Regions from separate parts of the Homo sapiens genome. Here region 2 is linked to region 1. Evidence: read pairs that join two places in POLR2A ChIA-PET (ENCODE). Cell type or tissue: OCI-LY7. All regions are shown on one strand. Each heading gives the region's core, and the rest is flanking DNA. Links, peaks and the distances in the headings are about the cores only.

Region 1 (4,388 bases), core at 283-4,282:
AGACCAGCCTGGCCAACGTGGTGAAACCCTGTCTCTACTAAAAATACGAAAATTAGCTGGGCGTGGTGGTGGACGCCTGTAATCCCAGCTACTCAGGAGGCTGAGGTAGGAGAATCACTTGAACGCAAGAGGCAGAGGTTGCAGTGAGCAGAGATGGTGCCACTGCACTCCAGCCTGGGCAACAGAGCAAGACTCTGTCTAAAAAAACCAAAAATAGTAATAGTTATGCGATGAACATTTGTATACAAGTTTTTGTGCAGATGTATGTTTTTATTTCTCTTGGGTGAATACTTTGGAGTAAAGTTGCTGGCTCATAGTTTCTGTTTTTAACATTTTGATAAACTGCCAAACAGCTTTCCAAAACGGCTGCACCATTTTACATTACCACCAGCAATGTGTGAGATTCTAATTTCTCCACGTCTTCACCAACACTTGTTATTGTCTTTTAAATTATAGCTATCCTAGTGAGTGTAAAGTCATATCTCATTGTGGTTTTATTTGTGTAGTGTTTATATTTAATTAAGGGTTTGTAGAGGAAAAAAGCAGTAGTTTAAAATGTTAGGTCTGATTGTTTTTAGAAGTGTACTACCAAAGTTGAACCTCTGTTTTAGTCAACTAAAAATCTTGTGTCAAGAACAAAAATTTAGTACACCTTTGGTTCACAGATTTTTCTTCAGGCTACTTCTTATTTCTTTTGCGTGCTGGAATAATTTAGAAAGAAATTAGCCTCAGATAATTGTTAAACTAGTTTCTTCCCTTTGGTTAAGTGATTAACCGAATTACTCTGGCAACCTGCTGCATCATCAGTAAGCTTGGGACTAGGAGTGGTTTCATGACTGAAGGTTTGGTGGGTGGAAGTGGCGGTGAGGGGTGCCTTGATGTGTCAGTTCTTTGCCAGGAGGATAATCACTGGAGGAGTTAGTTGTAAAATACTACCTTTTCTAGAGCTGCACTGCCCAATAGAAGTATAATATATGGTATATATGTAATGTAAAGTTTTCTGGTAGCCACATTAAAAAGTTTTTTTAAAAAGGTGATACTAATTTACATAAAAATACTTATTTCACGCCTGTAATCCCAGCACTTTGAGAGGCCGAGATGGGTGGATCATGAGGTCAGGAGTTCGAGACCAGCCTGGCCAGTATGGTGAAACCCCATCTCTACTAAAAATACAAAAATTAGCCGGGCGTGATGGTGGGAGGCTGAGGCACAAGAATTGCTTGAACCTGGGAGGCAGAGGTTGCAGTGAGCCGAGATCGTGCCACTGCATTCCAGCCTGGGTGACAGGGTAATTCTGTCTCAAAAAAAAAAAAATTATTATATCACTGATGGTATGTAATCAATATACAAATTAATGAGACATTTTAACTTTTTTTAGTACAAGATCTTCTCAATTCAGACTAGCCACATTTCAAGTGCTCAGTAGCTACATGTGGCTAGCAGCTCCCATATTGAACAGTGCGGTTCCAGAGGTGGTAAATACTTATGATCTAGATTTTTGCTCACATGTATGATCTGTGTGTCTTTAGGAAAAACAGATGAGTGTGTGATCAGTCTGTATTTCTAGTTCTTTAGTTTTATATTGTTACTGCCGGGTTTTCTTTCAGTGGGGAAGAGGGTGTTTAGAGGGTTTCAGAGAGGAAGCTCCTCATAGCTCAGATTTTTGGTTGCGAGCAGTTAAATTCACAGGAGGAAGAAAATTGCCTCCCTCCTCATTAGAGATGTACCAGATTCTATAGTTCTCAGCAAGTAAATCTGTTGGAACTGTTATCGTTTGGTCCTTGTTCTGATGGTTATAGGTGTTCAAGGTCTGCTTTGGCCTGTTGTGTATCAGTTATATACCACTTGTACTGCCTAACCACACAGCTCACTTGGTTAGACAGAGTAAGGTTGTGAATTTGATCTCTGTGTTTAATGAATGACTTTATGCCTTTTGGGGCTCTGCTATAGTAACTAAAATAGAATAAACCACATCCTTTTTCATCAGAAGTTTATAGTGTTAGAGACTGGGTGTCAAATGCCAGCAGATGTAATTAAGACAATTTAGAGACAAGGAGATTTCAGAGTGGGCTGTTGTATAGATTGTGTCTCCTAGTCAGTCAGTTGATTACTAGAAGGACTGAATTTGGAAAAAAAAATTTTTTTTTTTTTTGGCCGGGCGTGGTGGCTCACGCCTGTAATCCCAGCACTTGGGGAGGCTGAGACAGGCAGATCACCTGAGGTCATGAGTTCGAGACCAGCCTGACCAACATGGACAGGTTAAAAATACAAAATTAGCTGGGCATGGTGGCACATGCCTGTAATCCCAGCTACTCAGGAGTGTGAGGCAGGAGAATTGCTTGAACCCAGGAGGTGGAGGTTGCGGTGAGCTGAAATCGCGCCATTGCACTCCAGCCTGGGCAACAAGAGCAAAACTCTGTCTCAAAAAAAAAAAAAAAAAAAAAAGTTTTAATGTTTGAATGACTTTACTCACAGCTTACATTTTCTAATTTGGCTGAGTCCCCATCACTTTCTGTTTACTGTACACTGAATCTCTACCTCACTCATTTATGCTGTTTACCTAGCTCCTGGAGGCAATTGAGTTGTGATCCCTTAGTAACCATAGTTGTAGGTCATTGCCTCAAGGATGGTTGAAGATAGGGATAGCTGATCAGTGCTCCAGTGACAGAGGATTAAAAAAACAACTTTTTATGGGCACTTGCATGTTTAGATACAAATACTTTAACAGGATTTGACCATTGCATTATTACTGACTATTAGATGCCTTAAGGACATGTAGTTATTCTAAGTGGTACTCACATGCTTTTGAGTTGGAGTCCATAAATGGTATTCTGACCAAGAGAACAACGATCATGACTTAATTTACATGCTATACCCTGGCATTTGTGATAATATGGACCCAGGGCCCATTTGTGAGTTCACTGATTTGTTTGAATTTGAAGGCCATGTGAAATACTTATGTGTTGTAGGTCCCGTGCACAATTATGGAATTAAAGAACACCGTAAGTGGTACTATCTTTTTAATCAGTTTATTTGGTGGTTCTGTTGAGTTTTTGTATACATTATTATTTTGATAATTTCCAAATATTTTATACTTTGACACTTGTTCATTAGCTTCATTTTTGAAATGTGTCTGAAAGCCTTAGCCTTACTAAGAAAGAAATGTCTTTTAGTTGAGTTTGAAATGCTTTGATTTGTTGGTATTACAAAGTATTAATATAAGGGTTTTTTTGTTTGTTCCCAACTGAGTGCAGTCTGCAGTGATTAAGCTCCAAATTAGTTGGACCAGTAGGGGCGGAATTGGAAGCCTTACTTACACTAAATAATGCCATTCCTTTAGGGGATAAAATCTGGTTTAGACCTCTTTGGTAACAAAACAAGACCTTAACTGAAGTTATTTCTAGTATCTATTTATTGAATAGGTGTGACTTGTCACCCACTTCACACACCATTGTTACCTTTCTGAAAGCCAAAAAAAAAAAAAAACCCAAAAAAAAAACCCAAAAAAACTCTAGCCATAATTTTGAAACATCTCCAGCCATAAGGGTGTCAGATAAGGAATTATGAAACTGTAATACCATATTTTATTGGTGAAAATATTGAAAAGTGTAGATAAACACAAAAAGAATAGAAAAACTACCCACAATTCTACCAACACAGAGAGATCTTTCATTAAATTTGTTGCATATCTTTCAGGTTTAAAAAAAATCCATATATTGTGACAGTTGGTTTTTTTTTTTTTTTAAATTATACAAGTTGTTGAAACCCAGAAATCCCAAATAGAAGTAAAAAAAGAAAAATCCTAATTACCTAATATTTAACTTACTTAGAAAATTTATGGTAACATTTCATGTTACCCTTTTGGGCATTACATATAGGAACTGTAGATCATTTTTTACACAAAAGCAGGAACAGGTTTATACTGTGCTTTCATTTTTATGTGATATTTAATGTCTACAGAAGAATATATGATTTGTATGTGTAGCATAATGAACGCTCATGAACTTCACCAGTTAAAGAAACTATAGGATTACCAATGTTCTGGAAGCCCCCTTTGTACTCTCCTTTGTCCTTCCTCATGCCTCTGTCCCCTGTCCCCGTTTAGGTGTAACCACTGTCGTGAATTTTGTTTACCATCCCTTTGCTTTTTAAAAAAACTAGATTTACATCTGCATTTTTTTTTTTTTTTTTTTGAGACATAGTTTCGCTGTTGTTGCCCACGCTGGAGTGCAGTAGCGTGATCTCAGCTCACCACAACCTCCGCCTCCTGGGTTCAAGCGATTCGCCTGCCTCAGCCTCCTGAGTAGCTGGGATTAGAGGCATGCGCCACCACGCCCGGCTAATTTTGTATTTTTAATAGAGACAGGGTTTCTCCATGTTGATCAGGC
Region 2 (4,388 bases), core at 261-4,260, 750 kb after region 1:
GATAAAGCCTGGGAGGTTTCAGGGCCCTCATTCTGGAGTCCTCCTCTGGGTGCCCTGGGCTTTGCAGGGACTTTACTTCCTGGATTGGTCTCTGTTGACAGATTGCAGCGAGAACATTGGGAGATCTTGTGCGGAAGTTAGGGGAGAAAATCCTCCCCGAGATCATCCCCATCCTTGAGGAAGGCCTGAGGTCTCAGAAGAGCGATGAGAGGCAGGGTGTGTGCATTGGCCTAAGTGAGATCATGAAGTCCACCAGCCGGGATGCCGTGAGTATCTTCCAAGGATCCCGCCAGCTGTGCACTGCAGACGACCTGACTCAGAGGGCGGGGGAGGGCTACTGAAGGAGGTTCACCTCTAGGGGGTTTGTGCTGCCCTCAGGGATGAGCCAGTCTCACTCTGGGGAGGTGCTGGCTGGGCCACATGGACTTGAGGCTCCGTCTTCTCAGCTTTCCTGTCAGTTTTGCAGGCTAAGAGCTAAGTGATTTGGATGCCTCCTTGAGTGGCCTTTGGAAACTGGAGATGATCGCTCTCTTACAACTGTGGAGGTTGCTCAGGATCAGTCTCTTTTGTGATGCTATATAAGTCCAGTTAAAATGTGTGCACCTCCTTCTGGGAAAGGGGATGGACAGCTGTGTGAGTGGGTAGGGCAGGAGGGTGCGGGAGGGGGTGTGCACTCACCCTTAGCAGGAGGGGAGCAGGTAAGAGTTGTGGTGCCAGGTGGGAGGAAGCATATTGCGTCTGGCAACAATACTGTTTCCATAGCAGCAACGTTCAAGGGGTGTGAAGTCCATTACTCTTACTTGGTTCCTGAGTTAAATGATCCTGGAGACCACCCTGGGGAGTAGGTTAGGAGTGCTTTTAGGCACTGCCTTCGTGTTTGGATGAAAACGCCAAAGCAATTAAGTGGATGGCCCGCTAGAAATGTAAGCAAGTGGCCAGTTGCTTGGCTTGGGCATCCTTGTCTGAATTCCTAGGATACCAGATCCCTCTTCTCCTATATTGATGTTTGTCTTACGTTTGGTTTTTAAAATTTACATTTGGCAAGGAATCAAAAGAAATTCTGTCATCAGAAAGAGTTGTGATTCATTGGAGAGGTAGAGTTCCACAGAGGCTGAGTTCTTGTCTGCAAAGTCCCCACAGTCCAATGGCAAGGCCCACATGCCAACCAGTCATTAGAATGCAGAGTGGGCTTTGCTGTGCTGGGATCGTTACTGAGGGAGCAGAGCCATTATTGGCTCCATTGTAGACCCAAAGACTTCATAGAGCACAAAGTCTGGATTGAGACTTGAAGAAGGACTTGGAGTTTTCCAAGAGAATAAGCAAAAGAAAGAGTCCAGGGAGAGAGGGGGCCAGATGCCATGGGAAGGAGTTTGCAGTTCTTAGAGAAGATGGGAGGTATATTGAGAATTCACCTAAAAGATTCAAGCTGTTGATTATTAAGTCTCAGTGAAGGATACATGGGGGTGCATCACATCCTCTCTGCTTTTTTTTTTTATTGAGACGGGGTCTTACTCTGTCACCCAGGCTGGAGTGCAGTGGTGCGATCATAGCTCATTGTAACCTTGACCTTCTGGGCTCAAGTGATCCTCTCGCTATGGCCTCCTGAGTAGCTGGGGACTATAGGTGTGCACCACCACACGTAGCTAATTTTTGCATTTTTAGTAGAGGTGAGGTCTCACTATGTTGCCCAGGCTGGTCTCAAACTCCTGGCCTCAAGTGATTCTCTTGCCTCCACCTCCCAAAGTGTTGGGATTACAGGCGTGAGCCACTGTGCGCGGCCCCTCTCTACTTTTTAATTTTTTTAAAATTTTTAGTTTAAGACAATCTCACTCTGCTGCCCAGGCAGGAGTACAGGGGCACCATCTCTTTTGGCTACAGCCTCTGCTTCCTGGGTTCAAGCGATTCTTGTGCCTCAGCCTCCTGTGTAGCTGGGATTACAGGTGTGCACCACCACACCCAGCTAATTTTTGTATTTTTAGTAGAGATAGGGTTTTGCCATGTTGACCAGGCTGGTCTCGAACTCCTGGCCTCAAGTCATCCGCCCACCTTGGCCTCCCAAAGTGCTGGGATTACAGGTGTGAGCCACCGTGCCCGGCCCCTTCTCTCCTTTTTTTTATTTCACAGTAAAGAGTTAAGTTAAAAGACAAGTCAGGCAAAGAGAGTTAGGGTGGCCTAGCTGGGTCAGAGTCCCCTGCCTGTGCTTCTTGTCTGCTTCTGCTCCTTCTTTGCCTTTCCTGCATCTGGTACAGTTGTAGCTTGCCATTGCAGGTGCTGTATTTCTCTGAATCCCTCGTGCCCACGGCAAGGAAGGCTTTGTGTGACCCACTGGAGGAGGTCAGAGAGGCGGCAGCCAAGACTTTCGAGCAGCTGCATTCCACCATCGGCCACCAGGCTCTGGAGGACATTCTCCCATTTTTACTAAAGCAGCTGGTGAGTGGATCTACCACACACCTACCTACCAGTTTGGCTTTTGCCGTCTTTGTAGATGGAAAATACAGGGCGATTATTCTGCCAAGGCAGTCGCAATGTGGGCCCTCCAGAGGGAGTGGGTATAGCAAGATCAGACTTGGCTTTGTGCTTCGCCTTCGGCAGTGAGGAAATGTGGGTGCAACAGGAGGGAGGGAAACAAGTGGAGAAGGAAGTTGGCGGTGGCTGGTTGAGACAGCAGAGATGCAGATTCCTCAGGGTTGTCCCCAACACCCTCTGCAGGATGACGAGGAGGTGTCAGAGTTTGCCTTGGATGGTCTGAAGCAAGTCATGGCTATTAAGAGTCGTGTGGTGCTGCCCTACCTTGTGCCCAAGGTAAATCCCAACATGTGGTCAACACCCTCTGGCTCCAGGGCATTGACATTTCCAGGGCCTGCAGTGAAGACCAGTTCTGAACGTAGATGTTGGAGGGCTGGGGGAGGAGGGTGCAGTGCAAGCATTACATCCTTCCCCTGTTGTCTTCCAAGATATGCTGGAGTAGATGCTTGGCTCTGAGCAGTGGGCTTGGGCTCTCTTGCCCACCCGTCTGTTCCCAGAGCCTAGCGCAGCACCTGGCACAGTATTCACTGAGTTAATGTTTGTCATTCCACCAGCTGACAACGCCACCTGTCAACACCCGGGTGCTGGCTTTCCTTTCGTCAGTGGCTGGTGATGCCCTCACCCGTCATCTTGGCGTGATCCTCCCAGCGGTCATGCTGGCCCTGAAGGAAAAGCTTGGGACCCCAGATGAGCAGCTGGTAAGGGGCGAGCCTGCTCCTGCTTTCTCATGTCCCGTCTGCCCGGAGGATCCCTGCTCAGCACACATGTCCCTTGTGGTTTGCAGGAGATGGCCAATTGTCAGGCTGTGATCCTCTCCGTAGAGGATGACACAGGGCACCGGATCATCATCGAGGATCTGCTGGAGGCCACCCGCAGCCCTGAGGTGGGCATGAGGCAAGCTGCTGCCATCATCCTCAACATCTACTGTTCCCGCTCAAAGGCTGACTACACCAGCCACCTGCGGAGCCTGGTCTCGGGCCTGATCCGCCTCTTCAATGACTCCAGCCCTGTGGTTCTGGAGGAGAGCTGGGATGCCCTAAATGCCATCACTAAGGTGAGGGGACTGCTGACCCCACAGCCAACTTTTGCTTTTAGAAAATTCCAGACATTTACAGGAATAGACTTATAAGAATCCCCCACGTACCTGTCACTCAGCTTCGGCGTTTACCCACTCGTGGCAAGTCTTGTTTATACTCCCGCCCACGCTTTCCCCATATATTCTTTGGAAGCAGTCTTGAGAGGGCTGTACATCCTCTCGCTTTTTCCTGGATTCCTGCAGAAGCTGGATGCTGGCAACCAGTTGGCACTCATTGAAGAGCTGCACAAGGAAATCCGGCTCATAGGGAACGAGAGCAAAGGCGAGCATGTGCCAGGATTCTGCCTCCCGAAGAAGGTAAGCCAGGGCCTCGTGCAGGGGGCTGTGGGCGTGCAGTCTGTTGTGCCCTTCTGGCCCTTACCCCTGTCCCAGGTCTGCGGTAGGGGCTGCTGGAGCAGTAGCCGTGGTGGTTGGTGTTCAGCACCTTCGCAGACAGCATGTTTTCTTCCATGGCAGTCAGATGGGGACAGGGTTCATGCTGCCTTTGGTTTAAGCTCTGCAGGTCACCTTGGCCAGAGTGAGTGGGCCACAGGGTAACAGCAGTGCATGTTCTCTCTGTGTGATAGGCCTGTTGGGGCCCTTGTCGTCTTTTCTCTGCCAAGACCGTTCCATAGCCAGCCCTCTCAGGCTGTGATCCTGAGATTCAGCCCAAATCAATATCTCCCATGGAGTTGAGGGGAGGACAGCTGTCAGGACCACTTTGCTTGCATGGGAGACACCAGGGCCCAGGGTGTTTGAGATTTGACTCTCAGTTGTGGTTCTCTTG

The links. Peaks named below come from ENCODE experiments on the same cell type or tissue, not always from the same donor. Only the 100,000 strongest peaks of a DNase experiment are listed, where the experiment ranks them.
Region 2: POLR2A ChIA-PET joins it to region 1 with 10 read pairs; 2 of 35 experiments call an interaction of 5 or more read pairs at or near these places.

The regions. Positions count from the first base shown.
Region 1 is chr12:120,883,907-120,888,294 of GRCh38, reverse strand. All of the region lies in intron 1 of SPPL3 (signal peptide peptidase like 3), which reads left to right. Among named protein-coding and RNA genes, the nearest start is that of SPPL3, 18 kb to the left of the region's middle. In OCI-LY7, for the core only: no CTCF peak of the experiment used is centred there; DNase peaks (open chromatin) are centred at 1,674 and 1,914; H3K4me3 peaks cover 916 bases; H3K27ac peaks cover 846 bases.
Region 2 is chr12:120,136,737-120,141,124 of GRCh38, reverse strand. It overlaps GCN1 (GCN1 activator of EIF2AK4), which reads left to right. Exons shown (of 58, transcript NM_006836.2): 45 at 102-266; 46 at 2,269-2,430; 47 at 2,710-2,802; 48 at 3,081-3,224; 49 at 3,311-3,580; 50 at 3,806-3,919. Among named protein-coding and RNA genes, the nearest start is that of MIR4498, 17 kb to the left of the region's middle. In OCI-LY7, for the core only: no CTCF peak of the experiment used is centred there; no DNase peak of the experiment used is centred there.